3 separate regions of the Mus musculus genome follow, and all the other regions are linked to region 2. The links are chromatin loops, found by intact Hi-C in ENCODE. Cell type or tissue: left cerebral cortex. All regions are shown on one strand. Region 1 overlaps Gm12519 (a long non-coding RNA gene). Region 2 holds the start of Klf4 (Kruppel-like factor 4 (gut)). Region 3 has its middle 140 kb from the start of Gm34482.

What was found. Peaks named below come from ENCODE experiments on the same cell type or tissue, not always from the same donor. Only the 100,000 strongest peaks of a DNase experiment are listed, where the experiment ranks them.
Region 1: it touches region 2 in a loop (2.9-fold over the local background); 2 of 42 quality-filtered maps call a loop at or near these places.
Region 3: it touches region 2 in a loop (3-fold over the local background); 9 of 42 quality-filtered maps call a loop at or near these places.

What each region holds. Positions count from the first base shown.
Region 1 is chr4:55,969,631-55,977,630 of GRCm38, reverse strand. It overlaps Gm12519 (a long non-coding RNA gene), which reads left to right. Exons shown (of 8, transcript XR_881294.1): 3 at 3,182-3,264; 4 at 3,901-3,974; 5 at 4,520-4,707; 6 at 6,860-6,975. Among named protein-coding and RNA genes, the nearest start is that of Gm34482, 20 kb to the right of the region's middle. In left cerebral cortex, no CTCF peak of the experiment used is centred here; a DNase peak (open chromatin) is centred at 4,999.
Region 2 is chr4:55,526,326-55,534,325 of GRCm38, reverse strand. It overlaps Klf4 (Kruppel-like factor 4 (gut)), which reads left to right and starts at 1,851. Exons shown (of 5, transcript NM_010637.3): 1 at 1,851-2,459; 2 at 2,576-2,696; 3 at 3,343-4,327; 4 at 4,444-4,608; 5 at 6,026-7,189. The coding sequence starts at 2,455. The coding sequence ends at 6,201. Gm12506 (a long non-coding RNA gene) reads right to left here and starts at 1,616. Exons shown (of 5, transcript XR_390585.4): 1 at 1-1,616. In left cerebral cortex, CTCF peaks have their summits at 1,800, 2,882, 3,869 (motif pointing right), 7,722 (motif pointing left) and 2 weaker places; DNase peaks (open chromatin) are centred at 2,917, 3,158, 3,927, 7,720 and 4 more places; H3K4me3 peaks cover 4,550 bases; H3K27ac peaks cover 2,670 bases.
Region 3 is chr4:55,807,661-55,815,660 of GRCm38, reverse strand. No RefSeq gene overlaps it. Among named protein-coding and RNA genes, the nearest start is that of Gm34482, 140 kb to the left of the region's middle. In left cerebral cortex, no CTCF peak of the experiment used is centred here; DNase peaks (open chromatin) are centred at 3,825 and 6,982.

The DNA.
Region 1 (8,000 bases), 440 kb before region 2:
TCGACAAACCTGGACCCTTGGGCCTCTCAGAGACTGAGTCACCAACCAAAGTGCATACAGGGCCTGGACCAAGGCTCCTGGTGCATTTGTAGCAGATGTGCAGCTCAGTCTCCATGTGGGTCCCCCAACAACTAGAACAGGGGCTATCCCTAAAGCTAGTTCCTGTTCCCCAACTGGGCTGCCTTGTCTAGCCTCGGTGGGAGACAATGTGACTAACCCCGCAGAGACTTGATGCTCCAGGATGGGGGGGTACCCAGGAGAGGGCCCCATTTTCTCATAGAAGAAGGGGAGGGGAGGGGTGGGGAGGAGGGACTCTATGAACAGGGTAAGGGGGAACGGGGATCAGGATGTAAAATTAATAAATCAAATAATTAATGGAGAAAATATGGGTTCAGTTCATAAATCCCAGACCAGCAGAGCAGCCATGAATACTCTCAGTGTCTCAGTAAATATGGGCAATGATCTCAGTCTCATGTGGTCATTGCTGAGTCCAAACAACTTTATATCTGCCAAGCATATTTGCTCATTCAGAGCTCTTGTGTGTATATATATACACAATTCTATCAGAATTCCTTTTCTTTCCCATTAATTCCATCCTCACACTATTCTTTGTCCTTTCGTGAAAAGTTCCCCATAGATTCATGTGTTTGAACATTTGGTCCCCAATGGGTGACACTGGCTATGTAAACCTCAGGCAGTGGAACCTCACAGAGAGAGAGAAGTGATCCTCTGGATGGACTTCTTGCTCCTCTGATTGGAGCTCAGTGTTGAACAGTGCGTTAGACCAAGCTATTGGCTTCGAGTCAGAAGTCATGTGGACAAAGGCATCTTCAAGATCTGTGTGAACAGGTATCACATCTGTTTGCTTGTCATCATTCCAGATGAAATTCCATAAAAAGCAGACTCTGAGGTGGTCCTTTGTACACAAAACAGTTATTGGAGAGGAGTTTGAGAACTGGCCCCTATAAGATGGAACTGTAAATGGATTGGACACAGGCAAAGAAGCTGATACAATGAATTAAGCAAAAGAACTCTGCTAGTCTTATGGAGAACTTGGCAGAGAGATGGCTCTTCAGTCTTATCCCAAATAGAAGCAAGAAAGTTGAGCCTCTCGTCACCTGCCTTCCATGAAGGCTGCTTCCAGGAAGGGGATGGAATTTTGATCTTGGAATTTGTCTTTCACTGAGTACATTCCCAAACAGAAACAGCTGAGAACCACCAAAGTACACAATGGTTGGAAGCAGAAACTGCTCCTTGTGGAACTGGAGAGTGTCTGCTGGACGATCTGTGCCTAGTGGTACATGATTCATTAAAGGCTTAAGAAGATGTTCTGTGGGGCTGTCATCATCTATTAGTCTCCATATATTTCAGCTTCCTGGTAAGGACTGTTTAGGCACTCACTGTAAGGATGAGGAAAATCAGCCCTCCTTCCTTGATAAGGGAAGACCACCCTTCCTAGAGGAGAAATTTTGGGGTAGAGGGAACGATAGGCTGGTGGCACTGAAGCCAAAAGACAAGAGATGATTCAAAACAAGTAAAATAAGATTCTGGAATGAGAGACCATGGCATGAGCCTATGGTAGCCATAGACCAGGCCAGGTCCTCATGGCCTCCGGTGCCAGATGTCAGAGTTTTGGCTAGATCCACAAATAAGTTGTGGGGTCCATAAAGTTTCAATAGAAGATTGAAGACCGTGCTCTCATAGAAAGAACAGAAGGTTGAATTACTGAGGCTATTTTTAATGCAAGGATTCCATGGAGGCACCAGCTACCCAAACTCAATCATATGTATGATCTCCATGTAGAACAGTGTCTGACTGCCCTCACTCCAGGTCCTCTGTGAACTGAAGAAATCCTGAAGAAGTCTCCTGTGAGTGTAGTCTAGCCTTGGCAGTGAGTGTCTATGAGTCCATTCTCAGTTAAAAGAAACAAAGAGCAAGCTTCAGATTGTCAATTCAGAGAAAGTGGGGGTATCTCTTGGCACAATAGACGCTCAAAAGATCATCAGCTGAGAAGTCTTCCTGGACAGACTTGATGTCCATTATCAGCCACTTACCACCTATATCATACCTATACTTTACCATCTATAGTATAGCTTGTTAATAGTCCACATTCATAAAGTTTGTTCATCCATGAAGTGAGAACAGGAACTTCCAAGCACTTCACTGGTAGGGAAATAAAACTTATCCAATGACAAAAGTTTTATTTTTATCATGCTGACAGATTTTTTTTTGGAAAGATGAGGATCGATGCTAATGAAAGCGGATACTGAAGGCTCTGTTGCTCACCGTGGGTGTGTATGCTGAACTGCAATAAGCAATTCTAGGAAGGAAATTTTGAAATTTCATTTCACATTGTGCTATAAGCAACTCACTTCACAAGTGGTCCAGTTAGAATCATCACTGACTACCAAGCAGCTTGTTTGCCACTCCTTTTAAATTTATTTCAAACATTACATTATTTTCTGTGTTGTTTTATAACAAGATCATAACTTTAAATGATGATGATAATAATAATAAGTGCTTCTCAATTCCTGTACTGATAAAGTATATGCAGAAAGGGATCCTGAAAACCCTAGCCCTTGCATTTAACCGAAGGCCCATTTCCTTCCAAAAGCAAGTATCTCCCTCTATCTGACCACCTCACAGTAAAGAGAATAATCCATCCTCACCCTGTGATCCCCTACAAAAGGCTTTGGTAGACAATAAGTGGTTTTCTGCAGGGTAACATCACAGCAGTCTCTGAAGGTATCCTTTAACCATCTTGCTGACTCTATTTCTTCAGCTCACTGTCCCTCTCTCTCCTGGACTTAGTCACTTCTTTCCTATAAGATCTTGCATATTATCCTCATTTCTAGTTTTTTTTCCTTATGTTTTCATAATTCTGTTCTCCTTCACCCACTATACTGCAGCCAAGGTGATTGCTCATCCCATTGTGTTTCTCTGACCATGACACTCTCTGTGCTTGATAGAAGGGACATTGGTACTTCTCAATGTGAAGTTAAAGGTCATATATGGTTAAGCCTCTATCTAATTTGCCAAGGGCCTCTCCTGCTTCTCTACTGTGTGCAAAAACACTATGTTGGTCTTTCACAAACTACCTTGTAGTAGTTCCCCAAACTCTCCATTCACTTTCTATGCTTCCTTCATTTACAAACACCAAACACTAATTCTACTCCCCTAGGTATCTTCTGAGAGGTTGTTCTCTCTCCACTTCTCATTCAAGTCTGAAGATGCTTACAGTCACCTGCAGTACTTCTAAATCAGGTCAGTTTTGGGTCTGCTGCCTATATTGGACAGTATGATCCTCAGGGGAAATATACTATAATCTTTTGAAATCTTGCCACCCAGCATGTATGCAATGCAATCCATGGGTCTGTTAATGTTTTCTTAAATGATTTTTTTTTCAGATTTATACCCCATGGCATAAAACAAAGCAACGTAGAAAATCTCTGACTGCTCCATAATGCTGACTTCACAAAGTCCCCAGCCACCCACAGGATCTCTCAAAGTTGTCATCTGGAGGATAGGGGAGCTTTGGGGAAAAAATCAGAGCCCCTCAATTACCAATTCTGACAACTCTTATTTTAGCTTGAATCTCCCCATGCAAATAGACAGTTGACATGTGATTGGAGAAGAAATAGAAGTATGTTTCTATTAAAACCATGTTCCTTAAGTTGTCGCTCTGAATTTATATCCCTCTGGCCTTTGCCAAGTTGGCTCTGGGCTATATTCTGTCCTGAAATTAGAGCATTCTTCTTGTAGCCCCAGGAGATGCCTAAGATCCTTGAAGATGAAAACCAGACTCTGAACCATAGCTTTGGGAATTAGGGGAGTCCAAAGTGTAACTTCCCTATGCAACATGCTTGGGATAACCCAGCTTTCCTTTGCACTTCTGATTAGAGTTTTGAGATGGAAGAGGTCACAGCTCCAATGATCTCAGCCGAAGAAGATGAGGAAGAAGACCAGCACAAGTGGTAAGAATCAGGTACATTGGGGTGAAGGAAAACACTACCTAAAATGTCAGAGGTCCTTGAACTTTATTTAAGAAGAAGCAGTTGTGGGGTATGTGTGCATGAAAATGTTGAATTTTATCACAATGAGCAATTATTTGGTATCTGTTATTTTCGTGACATCCACTAAGCCTGAGGAAGGACGAAGACGAAGCTAAGAAGTTGATTGCCCTTGAACTACTTACTCATTGCTACTTTTAAACAAGGGTTTGGCTCTCAATTGCCAGTAGGATAGGTTATTATGAGTCTCAGAAAAGATTAAAATTGCATCTGTGAGTGACATGGCATAGAACCAGGGAAGATGGAACAGGGTTAAGAGTCACGGTGTCAGGATCAGCTGCTCCATAAAGCATGACCTCATGCCACTCAGAGCCTCGGTTTCCTCTGCTGGATTTACAGTCATAATAGCCACTTCAGAAAGGGGTTAGAGGGGGATTAAAGGAGAAAAAGTGTGGGAGCTCTTGGCCTGAAGTAGCACTAGCTTGTTTCTCTTTTGCTGTCCATCAAAGCTACGACTCAGTGACCTCATGGGAAACCGTGGGGAGAGATAGCATTCAAGAAGGAACATGGGGAAGAGTATCCAGAGTACAGAGTGGAAGCCTTTGCCCTCCTCTTTCAGCTCTCCAAGGAATGTCTTCCTGCCCGGTGTCCTGGACAACTGCCTGTCTTTAGAATTAACAAATGCTCTGACTTGCAGGTATTTCTATTTGCCTGAGAAATGAAGCTAGCTAACTCAGTCCAAAACCAAGAAAGACTACCGCCATACTGGCTTCTCCATTGAAGCTTCCATACCCCCGCCAGACCACAGAGCACATAAGAAGAGGAAAATAAACAAAAGGGCAGGGCGAACAAAGCCTTTTCCTCACCGGGTTAGCCTGTGGTCTAGAGCAGAACAATCTGGCTTGGGAATCTCAGCTTGGTTTAGGGAATCTCGGCTTGGTTTAGGATGGCTGATTGTTGGAAAGCTCCAGCGTCTGTCAGAAGCACGCAGGCAGCTGGCTTATGTCTCTGTGACTTCTTTCATTTTATACATAGAAAAGCACATTTCCAAATGTGTCTGTAAACACAAGAGATGACCCACTTTCCCTGCTCTGCTTCTTCTTCCAAGTTTTAACTCAGAAGAAATGCAGCTATCCTGTTACAGTGGGCCTGAGAAACTTAAATACAACATAGCATTCTTACTATCAGACAATGAGGGGTCAATGAGGAGTGATGATACTGCAGGGCAACTCTGAGACAGCTGCTTCCATCTCTGCTTTAAGATCTATGTTTTCATCTTTCAGATGGACACAGCGACACTTCAAGGATGGGTTTATGAATTAAGTAATTCCATATATGGAAGAATTATGTTAAGTCTCAATAAGCGTTTGCTTCTTCCATGTCTGCCACCATGATATAGGGGATATGTCTTGCAATCAGTCTTTAAAAATTCTCTTTTGCAAAGTTTAGCTCTTTTCCTCACCCTTTCTACTCTGTGGGGCTGATTCAAGAGATTAAGAAAAAGATGGAATGAACGTACTTGGCTCATGAAAAGAGCACTAGAACAAAAATAAAGTCTGTTTGATGCTTGTTTTCTCTAAATGACAGCAAGGTCCATGAAAGAACCAAGTATTCTTAAAGACTCACCTGAGCAAGGGTGGTGGCTCAGTGGCAAAGCTCTTGTCTAGTGTGTATCAGGTTCTGCTTTTCATTATTAGCATTTCTGGGGTTGGGAGTATGTCTTATCCCATCAATGGATCCTTGAACTCCCAGAATGATGAATTATAATCAAAGAGAAGGAGAAAAATGGAGATACTAGTTGCTGTTGAAGTCAAGCCATATTGGCTACAGGGCCAAGCCCGAACTCTTTGAATATCATACAGCATCAAAGAAATCAAGTCTGGGAAAGCCTGATGCCAGATAAATGATTAACTTAAAGCCTATATGCTCTAATCTGAGATCAAAGGAGGTACTCTTTCCAACAAGTAAAACCCTCTGAAAAATTAGAACATGATTCATGCTAACAAGGCACTTAGGATTCAAGTAAGTAGACAGCCCCAGCCCAAGGAATTAGAGGTATGTCTGTCTAAGGGAGGAGGTCGACAAGATCATCCTCAACTTTTATGTTCAGAGGTAGGATTTCCATGACCTGAGGCTATCTAAGGTCTAAAGGGTTGAACTTCTAGAAGAGTTATTCACCACTGATCTATAATTTACTAAGGTCTAAGGTCAACAAGAAAAGGATGCCTCCCATTGATCTGTTACACTCAAGTTCTAGTTTAAGGTCTTGCACAAATGAATTCCCAGGTACCTAACTTTCTATATTTGCAGTAGGAAGTCTTCATTATTAATTTTCAGATTACCTCTAACCCTCCTATGAAGGCAAGTTCTTATCTATCTCCTTTTGTAGGATGAAGAGAATCCCAACACAGAGCCAACCACTCTAGTTCCTTCTGTATTTCTGAGAAACTATCTCATTTGTTAGGGTCTATGATACTTCATGATGCCAGTCCAGTCTGAAACAGAAGGTAGAAAGAAGTGTGTTTCCCTATTATTTGACACCTTCATCTACACTAGCATGTCACAGCCTGTGGGTCATGACCCCTTTGTGGGTAGCATATCAGATATTCTGTACATCAGATATTTATATTATGACTCACCATAGTTGAAAAATTAAAGTTATGAAGTATCAATGAGAATAATTTCATGGGGGTCACTGTAGCATGAGGAACTGTACTGAAGGATCACAGCATCAAGAAGGTGAAGAGCCACTGATCGACCCAGTTGTCCAAGCCAGAATCTGAGGAACAGCTTTGACTCTCCTTACCATTTCTGTCTGCCTAACTTCACTGTCACAATGTCTCTTTCAGAGTCTCTCTCAAATCAGCTTTTGCTGGTATCAGGATTTCTCTGGAGGACTCAACAAAGTCCTCTCCATGCCTGAGATTCCTACAATGATTGAAATTCCATTGTTTCTTCCCCGTGGGTATGTATTTCTGCCTTTGGACGGACAACTTCAGTCCAGCTTTCACATGTCCCTCAGAACCACTCTGTGCAGATTGTGACCTGATGCTTCTAACACACTGTCCTTCACCAGTCCCTATGCCCTCAACCCCTACACTCTATCATACACATCTTACTGGACAAAATGCCTACTTGTGTCATTCACTTCTTGCTGGACATGCTGAGGTTTTGGATAACCTGTCCATCTTTCAGTCTCAGCTGTTCCAAAGGTGCAGGCTCTCACACTCTCCAGTGCTTCAGCCCCTTCACGTTTCACATATATTTCACCTGAGTGATTATTTTAGATTCTGACAGTGTGGATTCATCACGGTGTTTCATTTGGTTGGTTTTATATCGCATTTCTGTTTTTACCAAGAAAACTCATTTTTTCCTCTAAAACTCATCTTAATGTTGCTTCCCAGTAAAGACTTCTCTGTTAGTAGCCTCCTCTGCATTCCTTGAGCAACCCCAGCTCATGGCCATCCCAGTGGTCACGAAAGGGGCATCTCAGTTGACTGGTCCCTTCTTGTCTGCTTCCCTTCCTAGAATAACCATAAGCTTCCTGAGGGAGTGCACCTCAGAGAGGCCTCGCCTGGGACTTGAAAGTAAGGAGAAAACAGCACAAGAATTTTCTGGGGAATAAAGATGTCCTCTGAAGTTCTAAGCCAAGCAGAGAGAAAACTCACATTTATTTTATAAAAGGTCAACTCTTAGGATATGTTCCGATATTACTAGCTTTTCTCAACACTATGACAGAACATCTGACAGGAACAATTTAAAGGAAGAAGTTTTTATATTAATTCTTGGTTTGGGGCAGATGCAACCCATCATGGCAGAAGGCAGGGTGGTGGAAGCACAAAGCCACTGGTTACATTGTGACAGAAAGCAGAGATCAGAGTAAGATCTGAGCTGGTCCTCAGCTGGCTTCCTCTCTTTTTATTCAATCTGGGATTCTAGTTTATGAGATGTTGCTACTGAGGGTGGGTTCTTTCTCCAATGGGTAAACAT
Region 2 (8,000 bases):
GGGGGCGAAGGGGTGGGAACAGGTGTTCTTTTTGTTGTTCCTTTGTTTGAACGAGTAATATTTTCAGAGTTAAACTGGCCTAGTTCCAAGGGAATGGGGATGAACCCCTCGAGGTCACGTGAAGGGGGAGCGCCACTTTCCAGGCGAAGTCGGGCTCTTCCCCACCCCTTAGCGCGCCTAGTCCTCTGCCAAAACCAAGAGAAAGGATGAAAAGTCCTTCCTCAAAGGCTCCCAGCTCGAGCCCTGCCTTTGACAGACTGACTGGGCAGCCCCACTTCATTGGGAAGAGATGCATTCCAAGAGCGCTTCTGTGGTCGGCCAGAAGTGGAAAATTCAGGATGACAAATATTCCGAAGAAAACTAATATAGGTCCCAAGGATTCCGGGACTCAAACAGGTGAAACGACAGAGGACGTGGCACCGACGCCCCGAGAGGAGCGAGTGCACACGCTGCCTATGCTGGAGCATCGACCCCCTTTCCCGAGTGCCTTTCTTCAGTCCCCGCCCTCAGCTGTCTCCGCCAGGGTTCAACCATGAGGGCGGCGGAGCCCAACTCTGCTCCCCAATCCAAAATAAACACCTAGCCTTAAAAAAAAAAAAAAAGTAAACCTAGTTTAGCGAGTTATACTGAACACCACACTCACGGTTTTTGTTTTGTTTTAAGTACTTGGTAGAGATGAGGGCGAAAACCTTTCCCGGCTGGAAAATTACTGAGGGTAGTGGGGAATGGGAAAAGGAGTAATAAGACTAAAACAAAGACTGCCTTTTCCCCTCCCGGTAGGCAAGGGCCTGAGGTGCCACTTTGGAGCACTAGGGTCCCATTGCAGCGCTCCTCTTCCCAGCGCAGGATCACCTCCCAGTGAAGTCCCTTTGAGTGGGTTGGCTAGCTCAGAACCTAAGTTGATGGGAGCGAGTTGTCCTATGACCTTTACCTCGCCGCTTCACCTCTTTATGACTCACTTCTCATCTTCAAAATGAAGAGTGCGAGTGCGTAGCTTGTAAAGAGCTTTGAGATCCCTGGTGAAAGGTATCTCCGCGCCTCGGTCCCTCTCCGCGTTCCCACTCCCCCACCCCCAATGTAAATCTGGAACGCCTTCCTTGTTCCTTCCATTATCAAGATGACTACGTGCCCAATCCCGGCCGCTCTCTTTCATAGCAGGCGCGGAACCCCTTCTCCTAGCTTCTGAGATTCCTAGCGCCCCCCCCCAATCACCCGGCCCTCACCCCCACCCTACGGGAGGCCCCACTGGCACCCGCGCCAGGCCAGGCCCTGCGCCGACACGGCCCGGCGTCTGCGTGCGTATGCGAGAGAGGGCGGGCTGGATGAGTCACGCGGATAATCGCGCTCTCGAGTGCGCAGACGACAGGACAAGCGCGTACGCGAGCAGGGGTAGGGGCGCGCCGCCTCTTCCCCCCCACACACACACACCCCCAACCTCCTGTCCCCCGCCAGGGTTCCCGTGGCAGGACTTTCGAGCCCAGGGAACCGACCGTGGCCGCCCAGAGGACCCCGAGTAGCGCGGCCACGGGAGCCACGCCGTACTCCCAGCGCCGGAGCCGCCGTCGCCGCCACCGCCGCCGGCGTCAGCACGGCTCCAGCCCGCCAGCTGCCTGGCTGGCGTCACGGCCTGGCCCCGCCCCGCCCGCGCCCCTCCCTCGCCCCCGCCCCCACGTGCGCGGAGTTTGTTTATTTAGCTACCATGGCAACGCGCAGTGGGGGCTGCGGGAAGGCGGGGAGAAGAAAGGCAGGGGGCGGGGCCTGGCGGCGGAGCCCCGCGCGCCGCCACAGGGAGGAGGCGGGGAGCAAGCGAGCGAGAAGTTATAAGTAAGAAGCGCGCGGCGGCCGCCGGCAGTTCCCCGGCCAAGAGAGCGAGCGCGGCTCCGGGCGCGCGGGGAGCAGAGGCGGTGGCGGGCGGCGGCGGCACCCGGAGCCGCCGAGTGCCCCTCCCCGCCCCTCCAGCCCCCCACCCAGCAACCCGCCCGTGACCCGCGCCCATGGCCGCGCGCACCCGGCACAGTCCCCAGGACTCCGCACCCCGCGCCACCGCCCAGCTCGCAGTTCCGCGCCACCGCGGCCATTCTCACCTGGCGGCGCCGCCCGCCCACCGCCCGGACCACAGCCCCCGCGCCGCCGACAGCCACAGTGGCCGCGACAACGGTGGGGGACACTGCTGAGTCCAAGAGCGTGCAGCCTGGCCATCGGACCTACTTATCTGCCTTGCTGATTGTCTATTTTTATAAGAGTTTACAACTTTTCTAAGAATTTTTGTATACAAAGGAACTTTTTTAAAGACATCGCCGGTTTATATTGAATCCAAAGAAGAAGGATCTCGGGCAATCTGGGGGTTTTGGTTTGAGGTTTTGTTTCTAAAGTTTTTAATCTTCGTTGACTTTGGGGCTCAGGTACCCCTCTCTCTTCTTCGGACTCCGGAGGACCTTCTGGGCCCCCACATTAATGAGGTAGGTGAGATGTTGGACTTGGGAACAGAAAGGGGTGAGGATTGGAGGGAAGCTTCGGAGCAGTGGCCAGGGTGTCCCCTGACTCCTGGTCCCTGTGCGCCCCGCCCGGCCCGCAGGCAGCCACCTGGCGAGTCTGACATGGCTGTCAGCGACGCTCTGCTCCCGTCCTTCTCCACGTTCGCGTCCGGCCCGGCGGGAAGGGAGAAGACACTGCGTCCAGCAGGTGCCCCGACTAACGTGAGTGTCGCGCTAGTGCCCTGTAGATTTCTGCAGATGGGGTGGGGTGTATGGGCGGAATCCGGGGGTCACCAAGAGTCCTTGGTTAGGACAAGGATTGCCCTCCATTGGAACTCTACAGCCTTCCGAGGTGGCTCCTCGGCCCTTGAGTCGGCCTTAAGTGCGTGTGGTCCCGGCACTGCGGTACCGCCAGGGGCGCACAGCGGTTCCCCACTAGTCTTCGGGCGTCCGGACCGTGGGGTGGGCGCACTCAGTCCACTATATTTTAGGTGGACAAGTCTCGAGACCCTTTGGGCCGGAGTGATCGTAGCGCGTGGGCGACCCGGTGGCTATGGTGCATGGGGAGAAAGCCACCGTGTCCCAGTGTCCCAATTCCGTGGGCGGCTGGAGCGTCCCGCGGATCTGGCGGGGAAGAGGACTGGGCTGGTGGAGCGACGGCACTAGCTTGCAGGAGAACGAACGCGCCACCTCTTACCTTGGTGTTAGCTGAGATTGCAGTGTGGCCCCTGGAGTCCCCGAGGCTGCCTTCCTGTTCTGTCCAGTTCCTATAGCAGGGTGTTGGTGTGCTTCACCCAACAAGTCAATATTAGGGGTGGCAACAGGGTGCTACAATTAACAGTTTCTCTCTCCCTCCCTGTTCTTGCAGCGTTGGCGTGAGGAACTCTCTCACATGAAGCGACTTCCCCCACTTCCCGGCCGCCCCTACGACCTGGCGGCGACGGTGGCCACAGACCTGGAGAGTGGCGGAGCTGGTGCAGCTTGCAGCAGTAACAACCCGGCCCTCCTAGCCCGGAGGGAGACCGAGGAGTTCAACGACCTCCTGGACCTAGACTTTATCCTTTCCAACTCGCTAACCCACCAGGAATCGGTGGCCGCCACCGTGACCACCTCGGCGTCAGCTTCATCCTCGTCTTCCCCGGCGAGCAGCGGCCCTGCCAGCGCGCCCTCCACCTGCAGCTTCAGCTATCCGATCCGGGCCGGGGGTGACCCGGGCGTGGCTGCCAGCAACACAGGTGGAGGGCTCCTCTACAGCCGAGAATCTGCGCCACCTCCCACGGCCCCCTTCAACCTGGCGGACATCAATGACGTGAGCCCCTCGGGCGGCTTCGTGGCTGAGCTCCTGCGGCCGGAGTTGGACCCAGTATACATTCCGCCACAGCAGCCTCAGCCGCCAGGTGGCGGGCTGATGGGCAAGTTTGTGCTGAAGGCGTCTCTGACCACCCCTGGCAGCGAGTACAGCAGCCCTTCGGTCATCAGTGTTAGCAAAGGAAGCCCAGACGGCAGCCACCCCGTGGTAGTGGCGCCCTACAGCGGTGGCCCGCCGCGCATGTGCCCCAAGATTAAGCAAGAGGCGGTCCCGTCCTGCACGGTCAGCCGGTCCCTAGAGGCCCATTTGAGCGCTGGACCCCAGCTCAGCAACGGCCACCGGCCCAACACACACGACTTCCCCCTGGGGCGGCAGCTCCCCACCAGGACTACCCCTACACTGAGTCCCGAGGAACTGCTGAACAGCAGGGACTGTCACCCTGGCCTGCCTCTTCCCCCAGGATTCCATCCCCATCCGGGGCCCAACTACCCTCCTTTCCTGCCAGACCAGATGCAGTCACAAGTCCCCTCTCTCCATTATCAAGGTTAGTGGGGGGAAGGGACTGGCTGGTAGAGATGGCGCTGGGAGCTTTGTTTCTGGGGATCTTGAGACTATCCAGATTGAAGTTGACCCCACTTTCTTTACCCCCCCCCCTCCCAGAGCTCATGCCACCGGGTTCCTGCCTGCCAGAGGAGCCCAAGCCAAAGAGGGGAAGAAGGTCGTGGCCCCGGAAAAGAACAGCCACCCACACTTGTGACTATGCAGGCTGTGGCAAAACCTATACCAAGAGTTCTCATCTCAAGGCACACCTGCGAACTCACACAGGTAAGGGAACCAGCACTGTGGAGGAGGGTTGGTGCCTGTCTGCTCCGTAGGCTGGCTGTGGGCTCCTTAGGGCTTTCTTGGGTGCTGGGGTGTATCTCTTCTCCATCTCCTGGATCACAGAGGAGGGCAGCAAACAGGCGCCTATGGTTTTGCCCAGAAGCCTTTTGCTTGATGGATGCTATCTGCTGCCTGAATGTGCAGTTTCTCATTGGGCCTTTAAAAGATAGGGAGTTTCCTGTGTGTGCCTGCCCCTCCTAGCCTGGTAATCAAGAAGTTATACTTTGCAATGCAAAACTGTGGCGGTATCTTTAAAAGAAAAGTTTTAAATTTTCTAGATTATTTTCATTGTTGTCTCCTCCTCCTCTTAGATCTACCTACCCTTGACTCTATTCTGGTCTTTAGAATAATTAGATCGTATTTACGTTTGAAGAATTTAATGGTTCCCATTGCAGGGATTCTGGTGTAAAACTGTCCCTGCAAGCTGGGTAGGGTGACACTCAACTTTGGAGTTACAAATACCAAAGTTGAAAGAATCCTGTTGATTCAAGACCGATCTGGTCAAGAACCCGAGTCTCGAAATAACAAAGAACGCACAGGTAGTCTTTTAGTGGGTAGAGTCTTCCAGATGCATTTATGAAAACAGCCAGAACGGCTCTGCTGGAGAAATTAGCCACGGGTGGCATTCTGGACCCAGCGTAATGGCATGGGATCCTTTGGGTTTCAACAGAGCCAACTTCTTTTTTTTTTTTTTCCATTTTTTATTAAGTATTTAGCTCATTTACATTTCCAATGCTATACCAAAAGTCCCCCATACCCACCCACCCCCACTCCCCTACCCGCCCACTCCCCCTTTTTGGCCCTGGCGTTCCCCTGTACTGGGGCATATAAAGTTTGCCTGTCCAATGGGCCTCTCTTTCCAGTGATGGCCGACTAGGCCATCTTTTGATATATATGCAACTAGAGACAAGAGCTCCAGGGTACTGGTTAGTTCATAATGTTGTTCCACCTATAGGATTGCAGATCCCTTTAGCAGAGCCAACTTCTAATCCAGTCCATTTCCAGTGCTGGTTAGGCTCGAGAGTGAAAACTCCGTACTGTGGGGGTGGACGCTTTGAGAGGGTATCTGCTTTTTTTTTTTTTAAGTTACTAACTACTGTTTCTCCATGAGTTTAAACTCATAACACATGTCATTCCTCTTCATCTGAAATTCAGTATGGCCCTAAAGTGTCATAAAGACATTCCTGAAGGTTTTTTTTATTATTATTATTATATTTTTACTTTCTTGAAAGGAGAGAGGGTGGGGCATGCAGTAGAATTTGCTCTCTGGCCTCTCCCTTTTTTTTAAGAAAAAAAAGGGGGGTGGCTAATTCTTCCTTCTAGCAATGGCTTCAGCAGCCCGTTCTCTTTCCCTTTACAGGCGAGAAACCTTACCACTGTGACTGGGACGGCTGTGGGTGGAAATTCGCCCGCTCCGATGAACTGACCAGGCACTACCGCAAACACACAGGGCACCGGCCCTTTCAGTGCCAGAAGTGTGACAGGGCCTTTTCCAGGTCGGACCACCTTGCCTTACACATGAAGAGGCACTTTTAAATCCCACGTAGTGGATGTGACCCACACTGCCAGGAGAGAGAGTTCAGTATTTTTTTTTCTAACCTTTCACACTGTCTTCCCACGAGGGGAGGAGCCCAGCTGGCAAGCGCTACAATCATGGTCAAGTTCCCAGCAAGTCAGCTTGTGAATGGATAATCAGGAGAAAGGAAGAGTTCAAGAGACAAAACAGAAATACTAAAAACAAACAAACAAAAAAACAAACAAAAAAAACAAGAAAAAAAAATCACAGAACAGATGGGGTCTGATACTGGATGGATCTTCTATCATTCCAATACCAAATCCAACTTGAACATGCCCGGACTTACAAAATGCCAAGGGGTGACTGGAAGTTTGTGGATATCAGGGTATACACTAAATCAGTGAGCTTGGGGGGAGGGAAGACCAGGATTCCCTTGAATTGTGTTTCGATGATGCAATACACACGTAAAGATCACCTTGTATGCTCTTTGCCTTCTTAAAAAAAAAAAAAGCCATTATTGTGTCGGAGGAAGAGGAAGCGATTCAGGTACAGAACATGTTCTAACAGCCTAAATGATGGTGCTTGGTGAGTCGTGGTTCTAAAGGTACCAAACGGGGGAGCCAAAGTTCTCCAACTGCTGCATACTTTTGACAAGGAAAATCTAGTTTTGTCTTCCGATCTACATTGATGACCTAAGCCAGGTAAATAAGCCTGGTTTATTTCTGTAACATTTTTATGCAGACAGTCTGTTATGCACTGTGGTTTCAGATGTGCAATAATTTGTACAATGGTTTATTCCCAAGTATGCCTTTAAGCAGAACAAATGTGTTTTTCTATATAGTTCCTTGCCTTAATAAATATGTAATATAAATTTAAGCAAACTTCTATTTTGTATATTTGTAAACTACAAAGTAAAAAAAAATGAACATTTTGTGGAGTTTGTATTTTGCATACTCAAGGTGAGAAATAAGTTTTAAATAAACCTATAATATTTTATCTGAACGACAATCTCTTTGTTTTTTTTTTTCGAAACTGGAAAAGAACTTTTTAACGGGGGGGGGGGGGGGGCCACTGGTGAGAACCACACTGTGAAGCCAACCTTACCTTAGCAAGAGGATGTAGGCAACTTGCTTTTTTAGACTACTCAGTTTTACATGAAGTAGTGTTGGAGTTGAGAGCTGTACGGATGGGACCTTAAAAAACATCTGGTTCATGTTTGTTTAGTACGAATGCAGAAGTATACCTCCTTACCCAAACGCACATTTCCAGGTAGGTGGCTCAGTTATTCTTTGATCTGCTCAATTTTAGCAGGGAGCACTAAACAGTAGGCCAGAACACTCTAGTTTCATACATTTATATTTATACACATAGACACATACACACACAAACGTGTGTGTATATGTACATGTTACATTTTGTCTTTAAATGAAATTATGAATCATTTTCTGTGCAGGCCTGGCCTTGTAGTCCCCACAGAATCTAAGTAACAAAAGAACCTTCCCCAGGCAAACAACCCTAAGAACAGAATGTAGTTCCACAGTGCCCTCCTGAGGATTAAGGGCTTCATTTATGCTGCATATATTATCCCTAAAGAGATCCAAAATATACTATCTACAGAGTATCTCAAAGCTTCCTGAATGTCTCTGAAGGCATGGAAACAATTTAAAAATTACTCAAACCCTGAAGGACAGGACTGTGTAGCCCAGTGGTGGGGTGCAACTGAGCAAAACCCTGGAGAGGTAGCCACCTCTCCAGGTTGAAGCAAAACTATTTTTAGCTGTCACAAAATGGAAAAGTCTGTGTGATACTTGTAGACATG
Region 3 (8,000 bases), 280 kb before region 2:
ATTTCATTGAAGTCCAAAGCTTTAGTTAGATCATCAAATATGAAAAACAACAGTGTATATGCTGATATATTTGTAATTAATTTCCATTTCAGAATTACAATTCTCAACATGAATGAATGTCGTACAGGGCACATGGAAAAGTTTGAATTTTAGATATACAACCTATTTTAATGACTTTTTAAAAAATATTACTAATATGTGCTTTGTGTGTGTGGTTTCATGTATAGCATAGCACCTGCATGGAGGTTAGAGGATGACTTTGTAGTACGATTCCCACTTTTAGGTGGGATAGAATTTAGCTCACAAGGATTTCATATGCAATTTCATCTGAGTATGTGACTTAAGGTATTTTATTTATATTTATTTACCTTCTTTTTTGCAATGCTAGAGCCAAATGCCATCGCCTGCTGAAGCATCTCACAAGTCCACACAGCACATGAAAAGAACATCATGTTCCTAGTATAGTGTTGGATATACATATATGTAAAAAAAAGATGAAAAAGAAATTTATTTGATGTATAGCTGGAGTTCACATCATCTTGACGGGCTGTGCTTTGTGTGCTTACTAAGCCAGTGTCCAAGCCTCCCTCCAGCAACCATGAGCACTTCACTGCAGAACACTGGGGGAGTCTTCAGGTCTTCCTCAAACTTGCAGAGCCTGGAAGTTGATCTAGTCCAACGTCCTCATGTTACAGATATCGAAACTGAGCTAGAGAGGAAGTAACTTCAAGGTTGCACAGGGATTTGACGGTACAACCAGGACCCAAACCCACTCTCATCACCCCAGGAGACTTTTCCCAACATGCCAGTGGGGCCCTAATGAACACGAGATTTGACAGAGATCAACAGAAAGTTGTTCAGAATAAAATCAACTTTAAAACAACAACAACAAAAACAAAACAAACAAACAAAACAATGTAACCAAGACTCTTGGCTTATTCACTTGGAAATGGCAGTTTAAAAGTTGGGGTATCTAGTGCTAAAGATGTAGTTTTGTAGTAGAGTCAGCCTTCACAAGGCCCTGGGTTCAGTCCTTATCATCCCAAAATGTTGGGGTCATAGATCTCAGCACATGCAGCATGCTGATTTCCAGCAAGTATGAAATGTGCAGGGCTTAGGTGGTAAAAATGTTGCCCTGTATGCGTAAGGACCGGACTTTGTCCTCTAGCACTGAACACACACACACACACACACACACACACACACACACACACACACACACACACACACACACAAATTTAAAAAACGAAATATCTTGAAGCTTATTCAAATGAAATTGTCTGAGACATCCGGTGTACACTGGACCTACAATGGTGGAACTAGGGATAAAGTGGAGGGTCTCCCAGCCCTGCCATTCCCTGATAGCACTTCCCATAAATTACAGTCATGGAAACATCTGAGGTCCATCTGATGCTGTGGAAACACCTCCTAAGAATTAGACCCAGCAACACAGAGCTCGGGTTCTGAGACATCACCAGCACCAACTTTCTATCAAACACTGAGCCTTGGTCTCCTCAGTATTCCATGTGAGAAAAGGACAGTTACTGTCAGATGACAGGACGGACAAAAATGCTTACATGAGTGTCTTGACTGCTGTGTGGTTGTGGAGCACAAGTTTGTCCGGATGTCTGAGGGAATTTGAATGAACTTAACAGAAAACTGGACTGTCTTGCCTACTTCACCAGGAAACTGAGAGAGATGCTGGACAAAAATCATAAAATCAATACAGGTGTGAGATTTATATATTGACTTTCTCTTCTGCTCCTGCCTCCCCAATGCTGGCGATCAGAGCCAGAATCTCATGTGTGCCAGGCATATATTATATCACCCAGCTGTATGCCCAGTTCAAGAGTTTAGATGTCTATCAGAGGGGCTATTCTTAAATCAACTTCATCGTCCCTTTACCCAAAAGGGAGATGATCAAAAACTACTTGGCTCATCAAAGAACATTTCTAATATTATTCAAATTAAAACATTTATTGGTACACCCCCCAATGAACATTTCTGATCTCCCTTGGCTCTGTTATATTTAGAGCAATAAGGTACTAAGATTTTGGTGGAGCAAAATAAAGAAAAGAATAATCTATATAGAGTTCCTTTGCCTGGGCTGAGTTTCTTTCCATATGAACATAAAGGACTATATTTCATTTCAAGTAGAAGTAACGGGGACATGGCCTTCACAGCTCTTCCTTCAATGGGACAGAGCAAGGGCACAAAACTGCGTGGATTTATTTCTCCTCAAAGTCTCCTCAGGACTTTATCACACTTAGAAAAAAAAAGGAATAATTCTATAATCCTCAGTTGAAAACCATCCTATTTATTCCCAGTCTGAAATCTCTCAAGGCCAATGCACTTGCTCACATAAGAGGGAGGATTCCTTAGGCCTTTGGATGTTATCCTAAGACACAAACACGTCACAGATTAGGTACATACAAAGTGACCTTGGCATTGATGTTTTCCAGTGCAGCGCAGGACTCAGTTACCCAGGAAGCACCATTACCCATGTTCTTTTGTGTTGCTTTCTGTTGCTGGGGAGAAAACTTAAGGACTCACACAGGCGGGGCAAGCACTCCACCACTGGACTCCACTCCTAGCCACAAGGCCCGCACTTTGCAGGCATCCCGTCAGACCTGGGACGGCCAAGTCATGAGGAAACTTTGAGGCTGTGCCATGTGAGATGAGTGTTTGCAAATTCCTCGAACTCCGGTTGAGGAACTGCACTAGCAGAAATATCACTTCTTTATCAGGGGGTTAAAGGGCAATCACAAGAATAATTTACAAAGGGAAAGAAAGAAACAACAGAGAAAACCTACGATCTGATGCACGAGTGTCCATTTGAACTTCTTAAAAAACAATGCAGGTGACATTTCTGTTCTGGAAACTGGCCTCATCTTATGCTTTTCTCTGCAACATGATTCTCTCAGGGTTGGGAATTGGTTGAAGTATTTAAACACACGTGAGGTCCTAGAGTATAATCCTCTCCAGGACAGCTCATGCTCATGCTGCCCCTGTACAGTTATGCTTAGAGTTTAGAAAGATTTTTCTTATCCTTAAGTTCTCTGTCACCCTGGGAAGAAATAAATATCACAGCCATACACCCAGCTTTTTAAATAAATAAATAAATAAATAAATAAATAAATAAATAAATAAATAAATGGTCAGCTCTCTCCTGCTTGCAGAAGAAAAGGAGAGCCCACTTTCCGTTATGAAACAGTATTTAAACTACCAAGGATAAGTGAGTGAAGAAATTTCCTGTAACATTCATGCTTTTGGAAAATGCCATTTCCAGAGACTAAGCAGAACCAAAACTGGGTATTAATTGCTTAATAACCACAGATTTAACTGGATGGCATTTTATGAGATGTGCAAACTGGGCCGTGCTGTGTTTCTAAGGCCAACCATTGGAAATTGCTATTTTGGTTTGTTTTCCTCACGACAGTTGAGTCCTTCTATTAATCTTTATTAACGGGATGGGTAGAGAATGAGAGGCAAAGCAGAGACGATGCTTGAATTCCTCAGAATTAGAGACATGTGACATGTAAATCAAAGGTCCCGGAGACCCACCCCAGCCCCTGCCAATGTCTGTCTTGTTTGGGGAATAGAGTCATTTTTCTCCATTAAGCTGGTTCCATCGAAAATGTCAGCATGCAATTGGAGCCACGGAAAGCAAGGCTATATCCTGAGTGTCAGAAAATGAATTGCTGTGACCTGAGGCTCTTCATTCTACTTAGAACAGAATGGAGAGCCTACAGTGGTTGCTGGGCACTGCTGTGGGTAGACGCTCAGGGCACATACTTCCTCAGAACTCCAGAATAGCTCAGTGGTGACCAGCCCTTGGTTTCACAGATGAGGAAATGTGGGTTGAGGGGGGTGACTTGAGACCATCAAGCCAGGGCAATGCTAAGGCCAGAATTTACAGTTCTAGTACTCTGTGTGTGTGTGTGTGTGTGTGTGTGTGTGTGTGTGTGTGTGTGTGTGCAGGCAGAATCAAAAGAGTCCAAGGAGTGACAATCAAGCTGTGTCTCACATGGTAAGCAGAAGTTAGCACAGGACAGTATTGTTGGGGATTCAACCGATTCATAATCACAAAGATAAGACATCTGTACATTGAAGGAATTGGAAATCCATTCTGATTCACTTTGGACATGCGGGAAGGCACATATCAGATCACTGGCTTTCAGATTCACCCCAATGTCCTCTGCCTCGTTCATGCCAACTTGTCCTGAGATGTGAATAACTCAACCAGCTGCCCTTTCTAGTGTTAGTGACCCCGCTCACCGCCATTGCTGTGCTCTTGGATGTATGCACCCTAGCACCTCTGGAATTTTGGTCTCCAGCTAGCCCAGGTGTCTTCATTGAAGACTCATCTATTTCTTTCCCTCCACTACCCTGTAAGAAAAGGACATGCTACAAGGTGTCTAGGGACAAAGAGAGAATATATGGAGAGAAGGGAGGCACTGGAAAACCCCCAGGGCAGCAATGAGGGTAGTTCGTCTTACTCGGTTAAGAGAGTTGAGAGAGCATCCAGGCAGAAGCTGAGAACCTTTCTCTCTCCACAGCCACAGCAAGGTGAGAGCCAGAAGCTACTTTATGAGCTTGCTTGTGAAGTCACAGTGGTCTGTGAGCTTGTCCTTTGTTACCACCCAGACCTACAGGTCTGTCCTCCATCCCTGCAACGTTTCGAGCAGGGTTTTCACATCACACTATGGAATCAGCATTCGGAACCTGCGTCCACGCTGCAGGGCTACTGATATAAGGGGCTCTTTGGAGCTGTCATCTCACTGCTCCATAACGGTGATCTTTTTTCAGATGTGTCTGCAGACAAAGTACTTCCTATCTCATAAACACTGGGTTGTTTTTCCACACTATCTCTGATGATGAAAATTTGAATGAAAGGGGTTATAAAGTACCTTTTGATTGCATTGATTCCATCCACTGCTGAATTTGGCTAATTTTGGCTTGCGAAAGTTAGGCATGCTATCTCTGTTCAGCTTTGTGGTGAATGATGTTGACTTAGTAGCTTGAAGTCAGCCACACTTCGAGGGTTTACACCATTGGCATGAGCAAATACTTCAAATCAATTTTATATCATCTTGGTGGAAAGAATTTGAAAATTATGAGCACCTTGCTTCTGAGAAGAATCACACAAATCCAGCTCTCAGAGCAGAAAATTAATCAAACCACTCAAATGAAGCATGGGATTCTGGGACTTTAGAACAGCCTCAAAGGTGGGAGTAAGCACATATCTTCATTGAGCATTCTCCTGATTATTTCCATATAGACAGAAATCAATGTTCTCCTCCAGACGGGCTCATTTCAGAGCACAATTACAAGAAAATTGAATCTAGGATTGGAGGGCACAGGATTAAATTTGACCTTCATCACTGATTTAAATAATAATAAAATTATATTAAACCTTTGGACACTAGACCGGGACATTGTCATCTTCAGACTTTGTGCTTAATAACTCCACAGTAGAGTTACAAAAGAAAAATCACAAAACTGGAATCTCATAATGTTTAAGTCAGAACATGATTAGGGTGTTTGTGCGCAATCCATGGCCACGTGTGACCCAATTACAGGTTGGACATGCCAATTCAAGTTAATCTTTTAAGCCTTCGTATCTGCAACACTATTCTAAAGTGAGGTTGACTGTTTCTCGTCCTGTTTATGGAAACTGAACACTATATTAGACATAAAATATAGAGCACTTGATAAGCACCAGACAACAGCACAGATCGGGAAAATGTGAGAGCCATCTTGTGGAGCAGATCAAGAGTTCTTGGCTTGTTAAGGGAATTTCTGTCCCTCCAGGTGGAGTTGACATTTCTCCTTTATTAACTTCATTTCATCTTTACCAGATGCCATGATCCATGCCAGCCCAGCAGAGGAACTGTGAGGCAGCACAGGCTGATGAGGGGCTCCATCATCCTGCATGCCCTCTCATCTGGGGTGCTGGGGATGTCTCTCCCGGGTGTTAGCACAGCCAGATGTTGGCAAGCATGACAGCTCTAGAAACTTTTCCAGCTGTTTGATCTTTGATCACTGGGAGTTCTCTAGATTGCTAAAGAAACAAATCTTATTAACTGTGCTGGAAGCACGTTTTCTTCTTCCTCTCAGACCTCTAGAGAAGGAAATATTTGTTGTAGGAATCCTAAGGGAACAGGGAATAAGCCATGCAGAAGAAGGTTAGAGGTCTGTGTTCTGGCTTCTATTGCCATATAACAAATAACTCCAACATGCAATGACTTCAAATAGTCATCATTGGGTTAGATTTTATCTTAAATGTCCCTCAAAGTGTGTGTTAGAAAGGCATGGTCTCTAGCCTGTGGTTTTATAGCACTGTAGGGATACAGAAGTCAGGTTACAGAGAACATGCCCTTAAAAGGGGGTACTGGTAACTCAGTCGCAACCAACTTGTCTCTCACTTTGCTTTCTGACTGCCACAAGGTAAAGAATGTTCCTCTATCACATGCTTCTCACGTGATATTCTATCTCACTACAGACCAAAGGAAATGATCGACTAAGAAACCAGGGACTGAAATAATCCTTTCTTCCTTTTAAATTGAAGGTATTTTGTCTCAGTGGTGGGAAGCTGACTTAGTGTCCTTACAGATCCTGAGTTAGGCATTTAGAAAGAAATCGGGTTTGCCTCTCTGTGGTCATCAGTTCTAAAGCTTCATTCAGGAAAATGCAACAGCTGGGGTTCAGTAGCCAGGGACTGAAGTCATCTAAAGCCACCTTCTTTCCCATCTGCCAGTCAGCTGGGACCTCAGCCTTCATCTGGGTTGTCAGCCAGAGAATCTGTGTGTCCTTTCCATGTGTGTCCTCACAGAATGGCAGCCTCAGGCTTCTCAAGTCCCAGCTGGAGGTAGAATGTCCCCCATGGGTGCCCAGCCAGAACCTCTGTGACCTGACTTCAGCAGTCACTCCACTCCTCCATGATGGCATTCTGTCCTCTATTCCTTCCAAGCACGCTGGGAGCCTTGCCCAGATGCAAGCAGGGGGAAATTAGACGGCACTTGCTGAAGTGAAGGTGCCAAAGATCGAGAAAAGCATGCCGAATAGGAAGTTTCAGTAGTGCTGTTCTTGGAAAACAATCTGTCATTGGCAACAGCAGATTTCTCTCGTACCCAGGCTTTTACCCTATCCATCTCTGTGATGAAGATAGCTACAGTATCTGAACTTGGTCTAAGCCTTCCAGAGCATGCCTCCCTTAGAGCATGAGACTGGTTCAGGTTCACCATTCATTCGTGATATTCCCATTAAAGGGATTTTTGTAAGCAGTTTAAGGCTAAAACCATGGCTCATCTGGAAGCATGGCTCATCTGGAATCTCCCACCCAGATTCACGCTGCTCCCAGCACAGAACAGCCGAAGAACCAAGACTGGGTAGTACTTTCAGATTATCCAGATCCTTAAAGAATGTAGTGACAAGCCTAGAAAATGTCACACTGGGCTCATGAGTGCAGATACTGTCTAAGGGTCTAGATGTTCATTTAATCTTCTAGTGGGGCTTAAAGTTTAGTATTGTCCCCACTGTACAGGTAAAGAAATTGAGGCACAGGAAGGTTTATTACTTGCCTACACCCAGTTAATGAGGAAATGGCAAAGCCAAGATCTGAACCAGCAACTTCTTAGTCCTTTTTGTTTATTTATTGTTTGTGATGCTGGAAGAATGAACATGTGTCACCAGGCTGTACCCCAAGCCCAGAGCCAGCAGTATCTACACAGTATGCTAGTATGTCTCTCATGGTGAGGGGCCCTTGTCAAATCAATACAGAGTTGCTGAATTGACTGGTGCCTCTGCCTCCTCTTTCAGCCTATACACCACCTCCTAAAATCCTAGAGATCACTGCCACCATCTGTAACACAAAGGAGATATCACAGGTTTCTGAAAGTCTTTCCATATCTGCTGCTATATATACACTTTGTCTTATCTTCCCAGGTGGACCAATGCTAAACCTTGAATGATGTAAACTTTTATGGTCTTCCTGAAAG